Regions from separate parts of the Homo sapiens genome. Here region 2 is linked to region 1. A link is a contact called in ENCODE Hi-C or POLR2A ChIA-PET data. All regions are on one chromosome and are shown on one strand. The core of a region is the stretch at or near the end of the contact, and the rest is flanking DNA. Distances in the headings are between cores, read along the strand shown. Region 1 has its middle 8.1 kb from the start of TEX48. Region 2 has its middle 46 kb from the start of TNFSF15.

Evidence for each region. Hi-C counts contacts between places; a loop is a spot of excess contacts on that map. ChIA-PET counts read pairs that join two places held with the same protein, here RNA polymerase II (POLR2A). Pooled maps may share reads with other maps.
Region 2: a map of chondrocyte shows a loop between it and region 1 (2.2-fold over the local background). The contact joins two enhancer-like sites. A Hi-C loop is called at or near these places in 2 of 168 maps with a recorded cell type or tissue (PC-3 and chondrocyte) and 8 of 50 pooled maps. POLR2A ChIA-PET finds 5 or more read pairs at or near these places in 1 of 52 experiments (T-cell).

The regions. Positions count from the first base shown.
Region 1 is chr9:114,687,290-114,693,213 of GRCh38, reverse strand. No RefSeq gene overlaps it. Among named protein-coding and RNA genes, the nearest start is that of TEX48, 8.1 kb to the right of the region's middle. RefSeq lists a silencer at 1,920-1,969 and an enhancer at 1,443-2,642. Within about 2 kb of position 2,058, at least 5 of the 41 ENCODE cell types and tissues checked have a DNase peak (open chromatin) inside an H3K27ac peak, as active enhancers do.
Region 2 is chr9:114,848,537-114,854,668 of GRCh38, reverse strand. It overlaps the pseudogene LOC645266. Among named protein-coding and RNA genes, the nearest start is that of TNFSF15, 46 kb to the right of the region's middle. Within about 2 kb of position 2,373, at least 2 of the 41 ENCODE cell types and tissues checked have a DNase peak (open chromatin) inside an H3K27ac peak, as active enhancers do.

The sequences.
Region 1 (5,924 bases), core at 809-3,308:
AATAGCACTGAAGCCCAGGGCCCTCAGAATGCTCTATCTGCCACAAAATTCACGACTGTCCTGAATTTTGTAAGAAATGCATGAATTATAACAACAAAACAGCAACATTAGGTATTGAGTGTTTACTCTGTGCTTAAAACTTTGAGTTCAATGTTTCAATGCATCCTCAAAAAGCCATTAGGCATTACCATGCCACTTACAGGCATGGACACTGAAGCTCAGAGAAGCCACATAAGTCATCTAAGGTCACACAGCTAACATACGGTGAGCTGGGATTTCATCTTAGATAGTTGTCTCCACAGCAAAGCACTTGGCACAGTGTCTTACACATAGTTAATGTCACAAATGTTACTATTATGCTTACTTTCCTTAAAATGATTTCTGCCAGTCAGGCACAGTGGCTAACGCCTGTAATCCCAGCAGTTTGGGAGGCCGAACGGGCGGATCTCTTGAGGTCAGGAGTTTGAGACCAGCCTGAACAACATGGTGAAACCCTGTCTCTACTAAAAATACAAAAAGTAGCCAGACGTGGTGGCAGGCACCTGTAATCCCAGCTACTCAGGAGGCTGAGGCAGTAGAATCACTTGAACCCCAAGGGTGGAGGTTGCAGTGAGCCAAGATAACATCACTGAGCTTCAGTCTGGGCGACAGGAGACTCAGGCTCAAAAATCAATCAATCAATCAATCAATAAAATGATTCCTGCATATATTTGGGCAAGGTGGTCCCACAGATTCCTTAACCCACAGTGTCTAGATGATTTTCATTGGCAAACCCATAATTTTTCCTGTAAGTTTCCCACATCCCTGCCAAAGCCAGAAGATTTGTCTTATTTTATTGGTTTCTGAGAATGTTGATTTCACTTTTTAGGGTTTCATCAGAACAATCTTAAGAAATAATCTCCTCTGGCCAAGCGCAGCAGCTCAAGCCTATAATCCCAGCACTTTGGGAGGCTGAGGTGGGAGAATTGCTTGAGTCCCAGAGTTAGAGACCAGCCTAGGCACCATAGTGAGACTCCACCTCTACAAAAAATAGAAAAAATTAGCCCAGTGTGCTGGTGCATGCCTTTAGTTCCAGCTACCCAGGAGGCTGAGGTGGGAGGACCACTTGAGCCAGGGAAGAAGAGACTGCAGTGAGCCATAATAGTGCCACTGCACTTCAGCCTAGGCAACTGAGCAATACCCTGTCTCAAAACAAACAAAAGAAAAAAAAAATTTCTTCCATATCTCTGAAAATTAGCACACTGTCTTGAAATCAGTTATAAGGCTCAGTATAGAATCATCATGAAGAAGCTTTTGAGCTTCATGAGCACAAAAGCATAGAGAGGTGGGTGGCTACCGAAAGACAGCACAGTGTGTCATCGGGGAAGGCACAGAAGTCTTTCCAAGATACAGCACACCATGCAGTTCAAAATGTAACTTCATACATGCCAGCTCTTTTTGCCCTGAGCAAGGTGGGAATTGTGGGTGTCATTTTAAAGATGAGCAAATGAGACTCAGAGAAGGAAAGTGATTTGCCCTGCATGGGAAAGGCAGAAGTCTGAATCCAACTAGGGGTGGGTAGTATGTTTGGCCATGGACATTCCAGATGACTTGGTGACAAGAAAGCATGTGTGGAAGGAAAGGGAAGCCATATTGACTCTGAATCACATGCTGCCCTACACTGCGGCGGCTCCTTCCTCCTTCTCTTCCAAAAGGGAAGCACAAAACACAGCACCAAGAGGAATGCCCACCAAGTGCTCCTGAGAGATGACCTGCACTGTAACACTGTTCCTTGGGCCATCTATTGGGGGAGAGAGCCTTAGAAAGGGACGGGCACCACCTCTTCGGAACCTAAGCCCTTTCCAATGCTGCCCAAGAAGCCTCAGAGTGATGCTCTCTAGCTTCGCTCCACAGCAAATAATGGCACTGTGAAGTTTCACTGTAATAAAGAGATGATTCAGTGATTACTCAGAGAAACCATAGAATTTCAGAGATGCGCTCCTTAACCACAAACGTGTACAGCGATGCCAGCTTCATCTCCCTGCTGCAGCCTTCGCATTTGGGGTCAGATCTGAGTAATAAATGACATCTTAAATGACTGGTGACAGTGTTCACTCTTCCTTCCTCCCCAGCCCCACCACACTCAGAACTCAGCCACTGTGGCAAAATTTTAATACAAAGCCTTCAACAAGAGCAGTGAAACTTGTCTTCTCTCCATTTTCTCACAAGCCTCAAACTGATACTGGAAATTTTTTTCTCTGTCTCCAGTGTAATCGAAAAATATATTTTTATTAAGCAGAAATCCAAAAGTCAAGCCTATTTTTAGAATGGGAAATTACATTACAGAGGATGATTTTTTTTCCAAAAGGTTTATAAGTATCAATTATGTATGAGCCACAGAAGGGTTTTGTTTGTGACAATCACCTTGGGGCTTTGAAGAGAGCTTAGGTGCTAGGATTCTTGGAAATCAAGAATCTGAAGTAGTTTGAAAGAATAAACCAAATTTCCAGCTCAGAAACCATGGACAAGTGACGAGTTTACATCCACAATGATGCCCTCCCACAGCTTCTTAGGAGGGAAACAAAAAACCATCCCATAACTTTTAGTATATAGGTCATGGATACAATGGCTGTGATAGTTAATTGTATAAGTCAACTTGACAGGATCATGAAATGTTCAGCTATCTGGTTAAACATTATTTCTGGGTATGTCTGGAACAGATCAGCCTTTGAATCAGTGGACTAAGTAAACTGGTTTGCCCTCCTCAATGGGGGTGGGCAGCATCCAATCTGTTGGAGGCCTGAACAGAACAAAAAGGCAGAGGAAGGGAGGAGTCAACTTCTCCCTGCCTGACTGCCTTAACTTGGACATCCACCTTCACCTGCCCTCAGCACTTACAGTCCTCAGGCCTTCGGACTCAACGCGGGATTGTACACCATTGGCTTTCCAGCTTGTAGATGATAAGACATACATATAGATGGAGACAGAAAGAGAGAGAGGTCGAGAGAGAGAGACTGAAAGAGGGAGGGAGGGGAGGGAGGGGGAGGGAGAGGGAGGGAGAGAGACGGAGAGAGACAGAGAGAGACGGAGAGAGACAGAGAGAGACAGACAGAGAGAAAGAGAAACAGAGAGAGACAGAGAGACAGAGAAACAGAGAGACAGAGACAGAGAGACAGACAGACAGAGAGACAGAGACACAGACAGACAGAGACACTGAAAGAGAGAGACAGAGAGAGAGAGACACCGAGAGAGAGAGAGACACCGAGAGAGAGACACCGAGAGAGAGACACCAAGAGAGACACGGAGAGAGAGAGAAAGAGAGAGGAAAGCAGGATCCTAGTGGTTCCGTTTTTTGGAGAACCCTAACACAAGGATGTATCTCAAAAGAGGTTTTCTAAACCCCATTTATTCACATATCACTGTGACTCTATTACCTCTACTCTTATTTCCTTAATATTTTTCTTTAAACCATATTATTCTTTTACATTAAAACAAAGGTACATACCACTACCATAAATAGAAAAGATCAACACAAAAATAAACATAACAAAAACAAAACAATGAGCTTAACTTCTAGCCTGATGCCATCACCTGCCAAAGACTCAGAGCCTGCCTGCTGTTCTCTTTTTATTGTGAGGGAGGTCAGCAACTGTTTGGAGGCATTACTGAGGGGGTAGCATCCAGCTAAATTTAGGTAATTGAAAGGACTAAAAAGGGAGTCATTCCTTCATGATGTGAACCAGTGCTATAGAATGTCATGTCCATGTTTGGCCTTAAATTTCCCCACTTCTCATCAGGGGACTGGGCCCCACACTGCAGGAAAATATTTCACTAATGTCTTCACCTAGGAAATGTCCCAAGATCTCTGATTGATTAGAGCTCTTGTTCAAAAACAAAGGTGGAATGAAATAAATTCGTTCAACCATCATGGAAAAGTGTGGTGATTCCTCAAAGAACTAAAAACAGAACTACCATTCAACCCAGCAATCCCATCACTGGGTATATACCCAAAGGAACATAAATCATTCTATCATAAAGACACATGCACATCTATGTTCATTGAAGCACTATTTGCAATAGCAAAAACATGAATCAACCTAAATGTCCATCAGTGGTAGCCTGGATAAAGAAAATGTGATACATATGCATGATGAAATACTATGCAACCATAAAAAAGAATGTGATCGTGTCCTTCGCAGGAATATGGATGGAGCTGGAGATCATTATCCTTAACAAATGAATGCAGCAACAGAAAACCAAATACTGCATGCTCTCACTTATAAGTGGGAGCTAAATAATGAGTGTACATGGACATAAAGAAGGGAACAATAGACACTGGGGCCTACTTGAGTGGAGGGTGGGGAGAAGGAGAGGATCAGAAAAAATACCTATCAGGTATTATGCTTAGCACCTGGGTGATGAAATAATCTGTCCACCAAACCCCCAAGGTGTGAGTTTACCTGTATAACAAACCTGCACACGTACCCCTGAACCTAAAAGTTTTTTAAAAAAGAAGAAAGGGGAGTGAGTGATCTGTCCTCCCTCTCATATGGACAGTACTTCGTAGATATAAAGAGATCTTGTGCCCTGTATCTCACTTATCCACTCTGTGTAACAAACCACCCAAAAATTCAGTGACAACACCCAGTTTTCATCACTTTCTTATCTGTGAGTAGCATGCGGGTCAATGCTGGGCCTAGCTGGGTGCTTGCCTGGAATGACTGATCTATGTTTCTCGTTGTCCTCCAGGGACTAATAGGTTAGGGGGGGCATACTTTTTCTTGACACTGGCAGAAGAGCAAGATCATAATTGGCAGCATAGGGGAACTTTAAGGCATAAGCTCAGAACCCTAATACTATTCTTCTGCCCACAAGCCATTGGCCAAAGCAAGTTACTTAGTCAAATCCAAAATCAAAAGCATGGAAACACATACTGTCCACAATGAGGCCATGGCAAAGGTATAACCATAGGCAGGGATAAAGAATTGGGGACAACAGTTCAATCTATCACACTCAATATCTCCTTTGATCTTTCTGGAAACCTCCATTTGAGTATCCTTTAGAGCCAAATGCAACATGCTCAGAACTAAATTTAAATTCTTACCTTTATGATCAGTTGATTTTCAACAAGAGTACAATGACCATGTAATGGGGGAAAGAATTGTCTTCTCAACAAATGGTGCTGGGACAACTAGTTAGCTCCATGCAAAACAATGAAGTTGGACCCCACCTCACACCATATACAAAAATTAAATGGATGATCCACCTACGTGTAAGAGCTAAAGCTATACAACTCTTAGAATAAGACATAGGAGTAAATTAGGCCAGGTGTGGTGGCTCACGCCTGTAATCCCAGCACTTTGGGAGGCCAAGGCAGGTAGATAACTTGAGGTCGGGAGTTCAAGAAGAGCCTGACCAACATGGTGAAACCTTGTGTCTAATAAAAATACACAAAATTAGCCAGGCATGGTGGTGTGCCCCTGTAATCCCAGCTACTTGGGAGGCTAAGGTGGAAGAATCGCTTGAACCCAGAAGGTGGAGGTTGCAGTGAGCCAAGATCGCGCCACTGCACTCCAGCCTGGGCAATAAAGTGAGACTCCATCTCAAAAAAAAGAAGACAGGAGTAAATAAATCTTTATGACCTTGGGTTCGACAATTGGTTTGTTAGATGTAACACCAAAAGCACAAGCATCAAAAGAAAAAAAAAAGATAAATCTAACATCAAAATTTAAAATTTTTTGCTTCAAAGGACACTATAACTATTAAGCAAATGAAAAGATAACCCACAAAATGCAAGACATATTTGCAATCCATAGATCTGACAAAGGTCTAGTATACAGAATATATTTTTAAAACTCTTAAAACTCAACACTAGAAAGACAAATAACTCAATTTCTTAAAGGGCAAAGGATTTGAATAAACATTTCTCTTAACAGGATATGAAA
Region 2 (6,132 bases), core at 1,124-3,623, 160 kb before region 1:
CATTGGTCAGAAGTACAGATGACCCAGTACTTGCAACTGCCATCTAAAATGGAGGCAGTCTTATGGGACTGAGCCCTTAAACCTTAGAGTCTGACACTAACTTCAGGTAGTTAGTGTCAGAATTGAATAGAATTACAAGACTCCCAGGTGGTGTCAGAGAGTAGAAGTGGTGTTGGAAAAGATACCACATACATGGTGTCAGGAGGAAGTAAGACCTCCTACTTTTTCACACAGTTACTATAAGCATAAGATGACAGAATTTAGCAAACAGTGAGCCCCAGTATTAGTATTATCATTGCTACTAGAAAAAAAAATAACCCACCAATTGGAACATGAACGAAGATAATTAATAGGTAATTCACAAAAGAAGAAAAGCAAATGATCAAACAGCAAACAGGATGTTCAATGTCATCAATCATTAAAGAACTGCATCTTAAAATTAGATACCAGTTTCTACTCATCTAATAATTGCCAAATATTAAAAATAATGGCAATGCCAGGTGTCGACAAGGAGTCACTTCAATGGGAGTGTAAATGGTATAGTTTCCTTAATGGCAAGGAGGCCGCTTGTGTCAAAAGTCGTGAAAATTATATGTATGTCCTTTGACCTCACTATTTTATTTCTTCTCCAAAAAAGGAGAAGAAAAACATAAATTTGCACAAATATTAGCTGCAAAGATGCTCCTTATGGCATTACTCATAACAACAAAAAGAAAAAAATTGGAAGCCATCTAAAAACCCTATATCCAGGGAAATCATTAAATAAATTATGTCTTTAGTTGAATATCATGCAGCTATGAAAACAAAAACATTTAATGACAGGAAAGATTTTCATGATATAATAGGTGATTAAGGGGGGTTATAAAATAGTTTATACAGTATTTGAAATTGCATATGTTCATATTTGTTTGATGAAATGTAAGCATATATGTCAAAACATTCAGTGTAGGTTGTCTCTAGGTGCAAAACTACAGGAGACTGTACTTTGCTCCTTACTTATCTGTAAATTCTAAAGTATCTACAATAAACATTCATTACATTCATTACTTGTGACATGACTGTTTAAACAATAAACTTTTTAATGCAATTTTTATTACCCTATTATGAAGATTGAAAATCTATCAAGAAAATTTTCTCTAAAGTGTTCTAAGAAACTAAAAAAAAAAATTATTCTAGTGGGTCTTCTCAGCCTACTCTCAGTTATTTTATTCACTAATTCATTTATTTATTCTTCCAATCTCTACACAACCATAGTGACTGGATTACAGACACAAGTCCAGTGGGATTTCTGTCCCAGTGAGCTCCCAGGTTAATGCTAATCTGAGAACTCAGGACAATAGAGGAAGAATCGAAGAAAGTCATCTGCTGCGAGGGAAAAGGTGAACATATGGGGAAGATCACAGAGAAGAGGCCAGCCTGAGCCTATTACAAGGAGCAGCCAGTGTAGGAGTCAGCCTGGTGGAGAAGAGCAAGTAGCAGAGGGCAGTCCAGGCAGAGGGCCCAGCTTGGGCAAAAGCAAGAAGACATGAAAGTACAGGCACATGTTAATTGACATGGCCAGGACGTGGGGTGACTTTAAGGGAATAGCTAAAGAAAGCTGGTTTGGTCAAGATTTGGTTTGGCATTTTTCTTAATTTGTAAAAAGAAGTAAGGAAGCCATGCAGCATTCTTGCCACCCCATTCATGTTTGATGATAGGGTGACCCTGATAGTTCTTTTTGGTTTTTTTGTTTGTTTTGTTTTTTGTTTTTTGTTTTTGAGACAGAGTCTCACTCGTTGCCCAGGCTGGAGTGCAGTGGCACAATCTCGGCTCACTGCAAGCTCCGCCTCCTGGGTTCATGCCATTCTCCTGCCTCAGCCTCCCAAGTAGCTGGGACTACAGGCGTCTGCCACCACGCCCAGCTAATTTTTTGTATTTTTAGTAGAGACGGGGTTTCACCGCGTTAGCCAGGTTGGTCTCGACCTCCTGACCTGGTGATCTGCCTGCCTCGGTCTCCCAAAGTGCTGGGATTACAGGCGTGAGCCACCGCACCCAGCCTGATAGTTGTAAATATAGTAGACTGGCCCCTCTGCCCTGAGCTGATGGCCACAATGACTTTCAGAAAAGAGCCAAGGAACCCTAAGAGGTCTGAACTTCAGTAGAAACTGGATGGGCCAGTTGCCCCTGGGGGTTCCTTCTTTCTTGTAAAGGTTAAAGGCATAAAACTTTCTCTCTTGTTAAACATTGTACACACCCCAGTGTCAGCCACTCAGCTGAAAAGATAAATACCACAAATAGAATTTTTGGCAGAGCAGTACTGCGTTGAATGAAGAACTGTTGCACAACACTCCTTCCTTACCCTCCTTCCTTACACAACATACACATTTTTACTTTGAGTGGGGAGAAGGTCGGGGGGAGGGGGGAGATTAAAATTGGAACAAGAAATGAAAGCGGGCTGCAAGAAGAAATGTCTGAAATTTCTCAATCAAGAGGGAGAAGCATCTCCCAATAAGGACCAAACATCTGCAGAGCCTTCCCGTCTATTTCTTTTGAGGTTCATCCCTGTGGTCAGAACCCAAAGAATAACCTCCCTTGCCCTTCTGCATCTATCCTTTGACTGTCAATGATGTGCCAGGCACTGTGTCCAGCCAAGGATCTCTCCAGTAAGGACTCTGGGAAAATTCAGAGAAGAATTTCCAAAACCTCCAGCTGCAAACAGTGGTTAGGTTACTAACCAGCACATTAACAATTCAAAAGTGATGAGTGATAATCAAATCTACCCTTTACTCAGCTCTTACTATATACCAAGCACGGTGCTGGGTGGTCTACAAGTTTATCTCACTTAATCCTCAAAACAATGCATGCATCAAGGTCTATTATTATTGTCCCCACTTTAAGATTTAAAAAAACCTGAGGCTGGGAAATGTTAACCCCAGTTTATTCAAGGCTAGTGAGTGGCAGAGCTAGGATAGTTATCGCCTCCCCACCTCTGCTGCCTCCCCTCTCCTCCTCCATTCCAATCTGTTTTCTGGTCTGACTGAGCAATTTGTATTTTCCTGAAGGGACCAGGCATCCACTTCCTCTGCGCCTTTGTTCAAGATATGGTTCTCACTCAGAGAGCCCTGCCCTTCTTCCCCTTGATTAGCTGGCGGTCTCCACAATCTCTTACCCATCAGCTCAACTGTAACTTCCCCCAGGAAACCCTCCTAGACCTCGAAGGCTTCAGATCACATTACATTCAACACAGGGATCCCCTTGTCCTTCTCTGAATGTAACACAACCATGCTTATCTCTAGGCTTTTTGGACATGGTTCCCCTTCCACTTAAAATGGTCTTCATTCACATGTACACACATATATACATGCTTGTTCACATGCATGCACATAAACACCTCTTTCCTCTAATCCCACTCATCCTTCAGGTAGCATAGAAGTCAACAACTCTGAGAATCCTGGTCTGAACCATTCCCACAGCCCACCCCCTCAAGAGGGAGGTGCCTCTGCTCCTCAGCCCTGCAAGACACAATGCTTCCTGCGAATCATACTCTTCACACTGTTTTGTCATTGTTTCCACGTCACAATTAAACTTCTTCAGGGGAGCAAATGCCTCTTGCCTCAGAGCCAAGCACATAATAAGTACTCAGTAACTATTTTTTGAATAAATGAATACTTACCCTGCCTACTTCCTTCTTGTCTGTGCCACTCAAATGTGGAAATAATTATGTGTTCCAAAGTCTTGACTAGGCTTTGGTTGATATTTTCATTGTAACCAGAGATCCCATGCTTCTATGACAAGAAATGAAGAATCCTGGAAGAATAAAAACAAATCCTTGCCATAAGTGTTTTTGAGAACAAACCGCATTGGGGTACATAATATCATTTTTCCAAAGGTAAGAAGTAACTTGGGGTTGAGGAGGGGAAGCATTAGTTAAGAGGAGAAAAGATTTTACTGAAAGTCAAGGCTCTGGTAGTATATCCAAACATTATGAAAATGAGTCATTTATTTGTAAGGAACTATCACATTAGATACTTTCTTTTTTAAAAGTGACTTTTATTTATTTAATTTAAAAGGTCTATATTCAGATAGGTCATTCCTACCTCTATTCTTACCTACTCCATTCCTTTCCCAAAGCCTCATATTGGTAAAAACTTATATAACTTCCTGTAGCGTCTGTCCAGTGTTTCTTTAATGTAAATATAAGCATAAATTTATTTGTTGGTCCCCACCCAACCCTTTTTTTTTTATTTTCTCAACTTTTATTTTAGGTTCAGGGGCTACATGTACAGATGTATTATGGGTAAATTGTGTGCCACTGGGGTTTGGTATACAAATGATTTCATCACCCACGTAGTGCACATGGTACCCAATAGGTAGTGTCCCTCCTCAAGTAGGTCCCTGTGTCTATTGTTCCCTTCTTTTTTTTTTCTTTGTTTACAAAAGACTTTATTATCTAGTGGTACATACTGAGAACATACAGAAATCTGCATGGCCCACTTCACATGCAGTAGAACAATCTTCACTTTACAAGGAGTGTCAACTGTTTTATGCAATAGACAACACTTTAAAGTCACATTCTTAAAGAAAAGTTTCATTTACAAAAGAAATAAAAAGTAAAGCAGCAATTACTACTTTTAAAAAGCAGCTGCTTTGTTCAAGAGCAGAAGGTTTATGCCTGTATTGAAAGACAACATGATCACAGATGATGAAAACAATGAGCAAATTAAAACACTTTTACCATAAAGCAGTACACTTTCAAAATGACATACACATACTTAAAAATTTCATTACCCTGTCTGTCTAACCTTTAAATATGAGGACTTTCAGAATTAGGCCTCAACATTTGTAATTAGTAAATGAAAAGTATGCAGTGTTTCTATGTCACTAGGAACTGTATTTAACAAAATGTATATACAGTCTATAGCAAGTTGATTTTTTAAAAGTAAAGTTAATAAGAAACAGTACACTGAAGGCACTCTATCCATCAAGTGTGTTCTCTTCCAATTTTAAATGTGACGAATAGAACAGAAATTGTAACTATGCCACAGTTGCAATGCCAAAAAAGAAAAACAAGATCAATTATCACGCATGCTAGGAATTCTGCCACAAAACTAACATTCCTCATTTGTCAGTTGTTCCAATAAAATGACATCTTAAAACACCAGAGATGTTGATGGTTTAGCTTACCTTCAGTGTAGTGAATGCTGTACACAACCTGCTTTTTTTTTTAATTTTATTTTACTTCAAGTCTGGGATATATGTGCAGAACGTGCAGGTTTGTTACATAGGTATACATGTGCCATGGTGGTTTGCTGCACCTATCAACCTATCATCTAGGTTTTAAGCCCCACATGCATTAGGTATTTGTCCTAGTGCTCTCCCTCCCCTTGCCCCCTACCCTCCGATAGGCCCCGGTCTGTGATGTTCCCCTCCCTGTGTCCATGTGTTCTCATTGTTCAACTCCCACTTATGAGTGAGAACATGCAGTGTTTGGTTTTCTGTTCCTGTGTTATTTTGCTGAGAATGATGGCTTCCAGCTTCATCCATGTCCCTGCAAAGGACAAGAACTCATTCTTTTTAATGGCTGCATAGTATTCTATGGTGTATATGTGCCACATTTTCTGTAAGGAGACCATCCCTGCAGGCAGGCTCAAGAAGAAACAGACCCCTCTTGGCACTGACTACATCAACGGCATGCTGCTGTGGCCTGCACACACACACACGTAGGAAAACGGGAATATAAACAGCAATTATGCTGGCCATTTTATCTGAAGACCAAAATGAAGCCAAGTCTGCTAAAAACAAATCAACCACCTAATATTACTACTCATTTTATAACAGATGCTTTTGTCTTTAATGTGAACTGCAACCATATACATTAGCACTGTAATTTTGTGCAGTCTTGGCAATTTAAAACAGTTCTATGGTGAAATTTCACATAAGACACGAAACAGATTAACATTTCTAAAAGAAACTCAAATATATCATGCTTCCTCAAATTTGCTGGAGAAATATTTATAAGTTTACATTCATTAATAAAGTGCTGTGAAATTTCTTCAGTCTCTGTATTTACTCAAACCCTTAGAGTTTCTTCATCTTGCTTAAATTTTTTCCTGGATGAAGGCATGCTGCAGAGCCTGGTTGATGCTAATTCAT